Regions from separate parts of the Homo sapiens genome. Here region 2 is linked to region 1. A link is a contact called in ENCODE Hi-C data. All regions are on one chromosome and are shown on one strand. Each heading gives the region's core, a stretch centred on a gene start or an enhancer-like site at or near the end of the contact. The rest is flanking DNA. Distances are from core to core; before and after follow the strand shown.

The links. A loop is a pair of places that touch in the nucleus more often than their neighbours do. Pooled maps may share reads with other maps.
Region 2: a loop to region 1 is called in a map with no recorded cell type, with 22 times the contacts of the local background. The contact joins the promoter of ZNF507 here to the promoter of CCNE1 in region 1. A Hi-C loop is called at or near these places in 2 of 37 single-sample maps with no recorded cell type and 4 of 50 pooled maps.

The regions. Positions count from the first base shown.
Region 1 is chr19:29,809,805-29,813,836 of GRCh38, reverse strand. CCNE1 (cyclin E1) reads right to left here and starts at 1,846. Exons shown (of 12, transcript NM_001238.4): 1 at 1,685-1,846; 2 at 1,259-1,305; 3 at 1,061-1,148; 4 at 800-868. The coding sequence starts at 1,281. RefSeq lists a silencer at 1,763-2,392.
Region 2 is chr19:32,343,272-32,347,303 of GRCh38, reverse strand. ZNF507 (zinc finger protein 507) reads right to left here and starts at 1,694. Exons shown (of 7, transcript NM_001136156.2): 1 at 1,521-1,694; 2 at 1-59. RefSeq lists silencers at 1,521-1,710, 1,741-1,870.

The DNA of each region.
Region 1 (4,032 bases), core at 597-3,096:
GAGCCATAACTACAGTCTCCAGCCATTTCTGAAAGTAAAGAGATAGTACAAGCTTTTTCTGCAAGAAACTTCTGATATTATAATGATTATCACACTGCATGCAGGAAATTTGGCAGGAACTCCTTAAGGAGAGAAAAGAAAAGCAGTCAAAAAAAAATGTATTGAGACACCACCTATCATTACACTGAATGTTCCACTGATACTCTTGCTGAGGTCAGGCTGAGCTGGGGATCAATGCAGGTAATTGCTGGAGGGGCTATAAGAACTTCCAGGGCCAGAAAGAGGAGAAGAATTTGAAATCTGACCTACAGAAGACGGAGGAGGTCCTTAAACACCATGACAAGAAAAATAGGTGTAGATAGGGGGAAAGTTGTTGCTTATAAACACCCAGGAACCCTCCCCCAGTTCACCAGCTTTTACAGACAAGGCCGAGAGCCCAACTTTGCCCCTGGATGGCACAGGACTCTGGGTTACTTTCTTCCTCTAACTGAGTCTCAGTTTCCTCCTGGGCAGAAGGGGAGGACTGAATACTGTGATGTCCATTCTGGTTCTTCCAGGCTAGGCACATATCTGTAATCTCAGACGGTGCCAGTCAGGAACACCAAGCTTCCTGGAATCCCAGGACTGGCAGAGGCCAGTGCCCACTGACAGGTACAGTGCTGGGCCATATGGGCTGTGGCTGCATTAGAGAAGTTCACTCTCACCAGAGTGTCTCCAGCAAGAGACAAGACAGCATGAAACCCCATGTGACCCAGGGGGAGAAGGACCTCCACAGAGGCCCAACCCCGGGCGGACCTACCTGGCTCCCACACTGGTCCCTCGCCGTCCTGTCGATTTTGGCCATTTCTTCATCTGGATCCTGCAAAAACTAACATGAAGCCACCCCCATGACCCCAAGGAAACACACCAAACAAGACAAAAACAGAGAGAAGAAGAGAAAGCTGATCAGGTTATGAGCTCCGTTCCTGCCCAAGGGACCCCCGCCCCCGTAGGCAGAGCCAAGTCGGGTACCCAGGTGAGATGGGGGGGATGCTCCCCAACCTGTCTCTTTTGTACTCACAACGGTCACGTTTGCCTTCCTCTTCCTGGAGCGAGCCGAGAACTCCGCGCCGCCGTCCTCCTTCATGGTGTCCCGCTCCTTCGCATCCCTGTGGACCCGGGTGGCACCGGGCCGGGTGAGCACCCGCGGCCGCCCCTCCCCCACGCCACCCGTCCCGTCCCGTCCCGTCCCGTCCGGCCCCGCGGCGCGGGCACTCACCGCTCCCTGCGCTCCCTCGGCATGATGGGGCTGCTCCGGCCTGAGGCCTGCGGGGCGGCGCGGGGTGAGGCGGCGGCGGGGTCAGGCCGCGGGCCCAGTACCCCTTCCCCCTTTGCGCGCGGGCGGCCGGGCGAGCCAGGAAGATGGCCGATGGCGGGGTGGCCTGTCACCCGCGACCCGGGCACCCGCCGACCCCCGACCCGGGGTCCCGCCGCCCCCGCCGCCCTCACCGGCCCGTCGCCTCCCGGGGCCCGGGCTGCCTCAGTGTCCCCTCCACCCCACCCCGCCGCGCTCTCAGCACCCTCCCGGGCGCCCCGCGACGCCGCCCGGGGACCCGCGACCCGGCCGCACCCCGCCCCCACCCAGCTCCCCGGCGCGGTCTGGGCCCCAGGAGTCCCTGTCCGCAGCCCGCGGCAGTAGACTCACCAGGGTCTTGTCCGCGGCGGACGGCGCGCTCCAGTCCCGGCAGGCGGCGGCGGCGACGGCAGTGGCGGCGGCGGCGCCGGGAGTCGGCGGGCCGAGCGCGCGGCGGTGGCGGGATCCGCGCCTGCCCCCTACACCGCGCTGGCGGCCGCGCCGGCTGCTCCTGCGCCCGGCTCAGAGCGGGACATTTAAAATCCCTGCGCGCGGAACCGGCCCCGGCCCGCCCTCGCACCGCCCCGCCGCGGCTCCCAGCCCCTCAGCGGCCGCGCGGGACCCAGAGCCCGTCCCGCCCCGTCCCTCGCCCCGCCCCCGGACCCGCCCCTCCACGGCGCCGGCCCGCGAGGCGCAGGGACGGGGAATCAGGGGCGGGGCCGGCGGACAGGGCGGGGCCAAGTGACAGGGCCTGCGCGCCGAGGGCCGGGCGCGGGGCGCGGGGCGCGGGACGCGGGGCGGGGCGGCGGGCGGGACGCGGGAGAAGTCTGGCGCGCGGCGGCGAGGGGCGGGCCGCGGGCGCCGGGGGCGGGGCCGAGCGGCGCTGGAGCGGCAAAAAGCCGCGTGGCTGGCGCGGGTGGAATGTAAACACGGCGGGCGGCGCGGGTTCGGGCCCCGGCAGGGCTGAGCCAAGGGGATGTGTGGGGGGCCTACCCGAGGAGCACCGCCCGCCGTTCCTCCGCGCGCGCTGTCCCGCCAGGCACGCCCTCCCCGCCCCCGAGACGCCGAGTTCCGGGCCCTGAGTCCTGGGCGGGGACATCCCCAAGGTCACCGCGCCTGTGCCTTGGCCTAGAACCAAGGCTTCAGGCCGCGGGGTCTGGGGCTCCCTGGGGGCCGGCTGCTATTCCTGGCCGCCTGTCCATTCATCCGTCAGTGCATTGGGTCGTTCATTCATTCATTCAAGGAATCTGTGAGTTCCTTCCATGCGCCCCTTCCATATGCGCCCCTCCCCCGCAAGCCCTTCCTGGCTCTCTGAAGACCTTTCTGACTCTGGGATTCCCTTGCACCCCATCTCTCACTTAAAGCCTTCCAGTTGAGGCCGGGCGCGGTGGCTCACGCCTTTAATCCCAGCATTGTGGGAGGCCGAGACGGCTGATCCCTTGGGGTGTTCGAGACCAGCCTGGGTAACAGTGAGACCCCCATTTCTACAGAAAAAGAAACAAAAAGCCTTCCAGTTGTTTCGCATAAGGGTCAAATCCACACTCCGTGTCCTAGGCTACAGGCTCCACAGGACCTGACCCTGATCCCCCACCCTCAGACCTCAGGCCTCCTCTCCACAGCTCCTCTGTCCTTTCTCCCTCAAGACTTGTATTTTTTATTGTGGCGGGGGGTGGGGGGTGGCAGGTAGGGATAGGGTCTTGCTATGTTGCTCAGGCTGGTCTCAAACCCATGAGCTCAAGCGATCCTCCCGCCTTGGCCTCCCAAAGTGCTGGGAGCCCAGCCCCTACACAGTCTTGGTGCCTCTCTGTTTCTTGTCTCTCTCCCCACCTTGCCCATCTTGCTCACTGCTGTATCTGTCAGTTCTTGGCATAGTGCCTGGACCAAGGGAGACACTTAAATTGTTTCTGAATGAACATTTGAAAGACAGGCACTGGCCAAGCCCTTGCAGGGCTTACCGGCTAATGAGAGAGACAGGTAAGGAACAGTCATCACCTCAGAGTACCCTCTGTACTCAGCTTCAGGAAGATGTGCGTAAAAGAAGGCTCTGGAATGCTCCCAGGGCCCTTCTTAAGCTAAAGTCTCAGTCCTGTCCCTCACCCTCCCCTAGTGACCGTTTTCTTGAAGTTAGAGCCAGGGTCTTATCAAAGAGGCTCACAAATTCATGATTCCCCCAGGTGCTCTGAGGCCAAGGCTGCTGGGCTACTTGCTCAGCAGGGACCCAGGCACCTGAACCCCCCATCCTGTGCCCGTTAGGAATCACCAGTAACAGGTATCATAAACAGTGTTTCCAAAATGGCAGCACTGGGCTAAGTCCTTCAAAGTATCATCTCAATTAAACTTCACAATAATCCTATTCATGTTGATGCCACAATTATCCTGTTTCACAGATGGCAACTATCTACTCCCAAGGATCATTGTGAAGATTGAGATAATGTAGCTGACTCCTGTACAGTACCTGGCACACAGTAAATGCTCACTAAATGAGTTATTATAATGATGGTAGACAAGACAGTTTTCCTTAGTCATTACAGCAATGTATACACCCACCAGCAAAGATAGAGCCCAAATCCTCCACATCCTAGCTGACATGTTCATCAAGAATAGAATGGATACATAAATGTTGTTATATTAATTCAATGGAATACCACACAGCAATAAAAAGGACAAACCAAGGAATCATGCAGCAACATGAGAATTTC
Region 2 (4,032 bases), core at 445-2,944, 2.5 Mb before region 1:
GTCTTTCAAATCAATTCCTGAAATTAATACAGTCCCTTGGATCAATCTTCAAAATCCAGCTGTGGCCAAGAACGAAAGTATATAGTATCAAAACATTTCTCTTTCTTGGTGAAACAAAGTAATGATTTTTTTTTTGGCAGTGAAAAATTTCTCAATATTCCATGTAAAAAGAAATTCAGAGGAATGTTCATGCAACCCTATTACGTAATGCAAATTTAAATAATTTATCTAACAAGCCGACTTGAGGATTTTGCAGAAGTTAGGAAAAAATAGCTCTGGAAACTTCTCCCAATAATTGTGTATTTTGTTTTACCTCAGAATTTAGGTACTGGACTCAACACTATTGGTTTTACTGACAACATTTTCTAATGAGAATGGAACAATAAATTGCACATTGCTATTTTAATCTAAACTAAAAATACAATCTAACGAGTGATTCTGCAACCAAGCACAATAGGCAGAAAAACAGCATAAAAAGATATGACACAGTGGTGTGACCTATATATCTTCTAACGCAGTTTCCTACTCTGGTCCTACATTTCTTTGCCACTGTTTCTTATACTGGCTGGAATAAATCTAAAAGATAAAAAAATGCTTATTCGTTTCACCTAGAATGCAACTACCTTATCGATTACGGTTAAGTAAAATAGCTCACTGCCAGGGCAGAAAAAACATCTTTAGGGCTCCCCTGAAGTTAATTTTCAACGAGTTAGTGAGGTAAAGGAATGAAGGGCCAGGCTTTCTTTTAATCAATAATGCAACCCATACTCTGAGTGAGAGGGGAGTACTGGAGAAAGTGCAAACTCAAAGAGGTGATAAATCCAGTAATTGCCTGAGAAGAGCGATGCAGACTGATAGCAAATTACAGCCCACTGCAGAAACTTAAAAATACCGCCTTGGGGTTGGGAAAGTGGCCGCCACCTTATTAATCATCCCGGCCTTCTACACAAACCATTCATTCCGATGCCCCCAGGTCTTAAGAGGTGGGAACTTTCCCTGATGGTCTCCGTGATCTCTGGAGACATCATTCTATCTCCAGAGGATGGTAATAAATGCAGAAGACCAGGGCTGCGTTTCTGTAGTAGCTTTTTCTACACCACGCACTGGCTAAAGGACTGAGGTGATGGGTCGGGAATGAGGGAGCTTAGAAAATTAATCAAAAGATGCTGTGAGAACATCGTGGCTGGGTCCATCCCGGCTGGCCTAAGCGATCTCACATTTGCAGAAAGAAGCAACGCCTGGAGAAGGAAGCAACGCCTGCGGGCGGGCCGGGCTGGTGACAGTATGCAGGGAGCAGCAAGTTCCCCCCACCCCCAGCTGCAGGGCAAGCCCAGAGTCTCCGCAGGCCTTGCTGCACAGAAGACAGAACCGGGACACGGAACTTGGGGCTTGTGGCTAGCACCGGGCGGGGGTCGGCCGGCTGAGGAGGAAGCGAGCGCCGGCAGAGGCCTGAGGGGAGGATGCACATGGCCGGCGGCGGCGCTAACAGCGGGCGGAGGGGCGGCCCCGGGGCGCGGTACCTGCGGTCAGGCGGCGGCTGCTGCTTCCGCGAGCCTCGTTTGGCCAGCCAGGACCCGGCCGTGCCCTCGCCCTCGTCCTTGCCCACCTCTCTCCCGGCTCTTTTCCCTCTTTTCCCCCGGTTTCCCCCTCCTCATCCGGAGCTCCAAAATGGCGGCGCTGGGGACGGATCACGTGAGCCGCGGGTGGGTCAGGTGACCCGAATGGCGGGCAGCGGGGGCGGGGCGAGGCTCAGGCCCCGCCTACCGGCGTCCCGGGCCGCCGAGGCTGGACCCGCGAGAGGGAGGCTCCCCAGCCGGTTTAGCCCCTTGCAAACCCTGGCTCCCGGGCGGGGTTCGGGCCCAGTTGTCTGGCTCTCATGGCCCCTTCCAGACGTCTAGATTTAGAAGTCACCGTGTATTCACTTTGGCATCTCCCCACGTCGCCTAAATCCGCTGTGGGCTAGCCTTATCACCCCACTCACCCCGCAATTGGCTTTCAACAATGGGCATTGGGGTTTTTTTTTTTTTTTTCTTTAGCCTTGTGCTTCTGGATTTGTATTAGTTCCTTTGGTAGGACTGTACATTTCAAGGTGTTCTTGGCTAAAATATAGAGGTCCTAGCCAGATTCGCAGCTTGGCGTTAAGGGGTGCCTGTTAAGGGCCAGAGCTGGCCCTGGGGAATCTCTTTGCTTGAGAGATTCAGGATTTTCAGGGTTTGTAGGACCAGACCCAGTAACACAAGCTCAGCCCTCCGAGGGCACGATGGTGTTTGTCATTCGGATCTGTTCTATGAAAGATACTAGGGTGGTTCTCCTGCTAACAGTGAAAAACGGACTAAGTGAAGCATTCCAGCCAATTTCACCAAAAATGCTGGATAGTTTTGCCGTATTAGGAACTACGCAGCATGGTGCTTGGGTCTGGACTCCGGGTGAGCGGTGGGCATGAGCAAGGGTGTAAAACTGAAGATTCTGGCCATTGTAGTGGAATGGACTCATTTGGTGAGATACCTCTTGGGGATCTGTTCCAGATCTTTTTAGAGGCCTTTACAGCTGGCTGGGCTGTCCACGGTCCTGGGAGGAAGATCCAACAAAATTTAGAATCAGACAGGCTGATAATTCCTGTTACTGTATTTCAGAATTCAAATTCATCTGAATTTGGGGGTTAGGAAACCAGCAAAGTTAGAATTTTTATTTTTATTTTTATTTTATTTTTTTGAGTCAGAGTCTCACTCTCTCCCCAGGCTGGAGTGCAGGGGCGCAATCTCGGCTCACTGCAACCTCCACCTCCCAGGTTCAAGTGATTCTCCTGCCTCAGCCTCCCGAGTAGCTGGCACTACAGGGCGTGCCACCATGCCCAGCTAATTTTTTTGTATTTTTAGTAGAGACGGGGTTTCACCATGTTGGCCAGGATGGTCTCGATCTCTTGACATCATGATCCGCCCGCCTCAGCCTCCCAAAGTGCTGGGGTTACCGGCGTGAGCCACCGCGCCCGGCTGCAAAGTTAGAATTCTGCTATTCCACAGAATCCTTTGCCAATTAGACCAAATAGCTGTGAAAAAATAAAATGTTGAGTAATTTTTTTTTCGATAAAAGGTAAGAGATTGAGCAGGAGACTAGCATGGAAGGGTGGAAAGAAAAAACAGTGAAGAAAACCCAGAAATACGAAGTGTTGAAAGGGAGAACAAACAAGTAATATGAGAAATTCCTTGCCTTGGGCTATTGGCACAAACAATCCTAACTTATCATTATCTGAAGAGAGGCTTTTCGTTAGTCATGTCTTAAGTGTAATGTCCATGAATCTGAAAGTAGACAGACGAAATGACAGAATTATTTGATCAAGGGAGAGTGCAGAAACACAATAGAGAAAATATAATCTAGGGATAATAAAGAACTTTTAAAACAAGCGAACGAAAGTGTATCTTCGTTTGAAGTTCCTGTGGTGGTCATTACTGGTATTCACCAGCTAGTTCCCATTGTCCCTCTTCTGGCATAAGGTTAGTTTCCATTGACCCTGTGGCTCGGGGGTGTGGCCAGTACTGGTGTTGGCTAATGGATCGTGTGTGGGAGTGAGGGCATTCCCTTCATACTGGAGCATTTAATTGCCAGTGCAGTTCCCTCCAGAGTATGTTTCCCTTTGGCTTGATGACTGGCAGTGTTTCAGGTGGCGGCCATCCCGTCAGCCAGCATCTTAGAGGGACAATGATGAGCTGAGTCCCCAGCTGACCCATGGTGGTGGATATGTAGGGTGAGCAAGTCTCTGATGATTTTGGAGCTGATTTTTTGTTGTTGTTTTTTTGAGACAGAGTCTCACCCTGTCGCCACGGGTGGAGTACAATGGTGCGATTCCGGCACACTGCAACCTCCACCTGCTGGGTTCAAGCCATTCTCCTGCCTCAGCCTCCAGAGTAGCTGGGATTACAGGCACATATCACCACGCCCGGCTTGTTTTTGTATTTTTAGTAGATGGGGTTTCACCATGTCAGCCAGGCTGATCTCGAACTCCCGACCTCAGATGATCCACCCACCTTGGCCTCC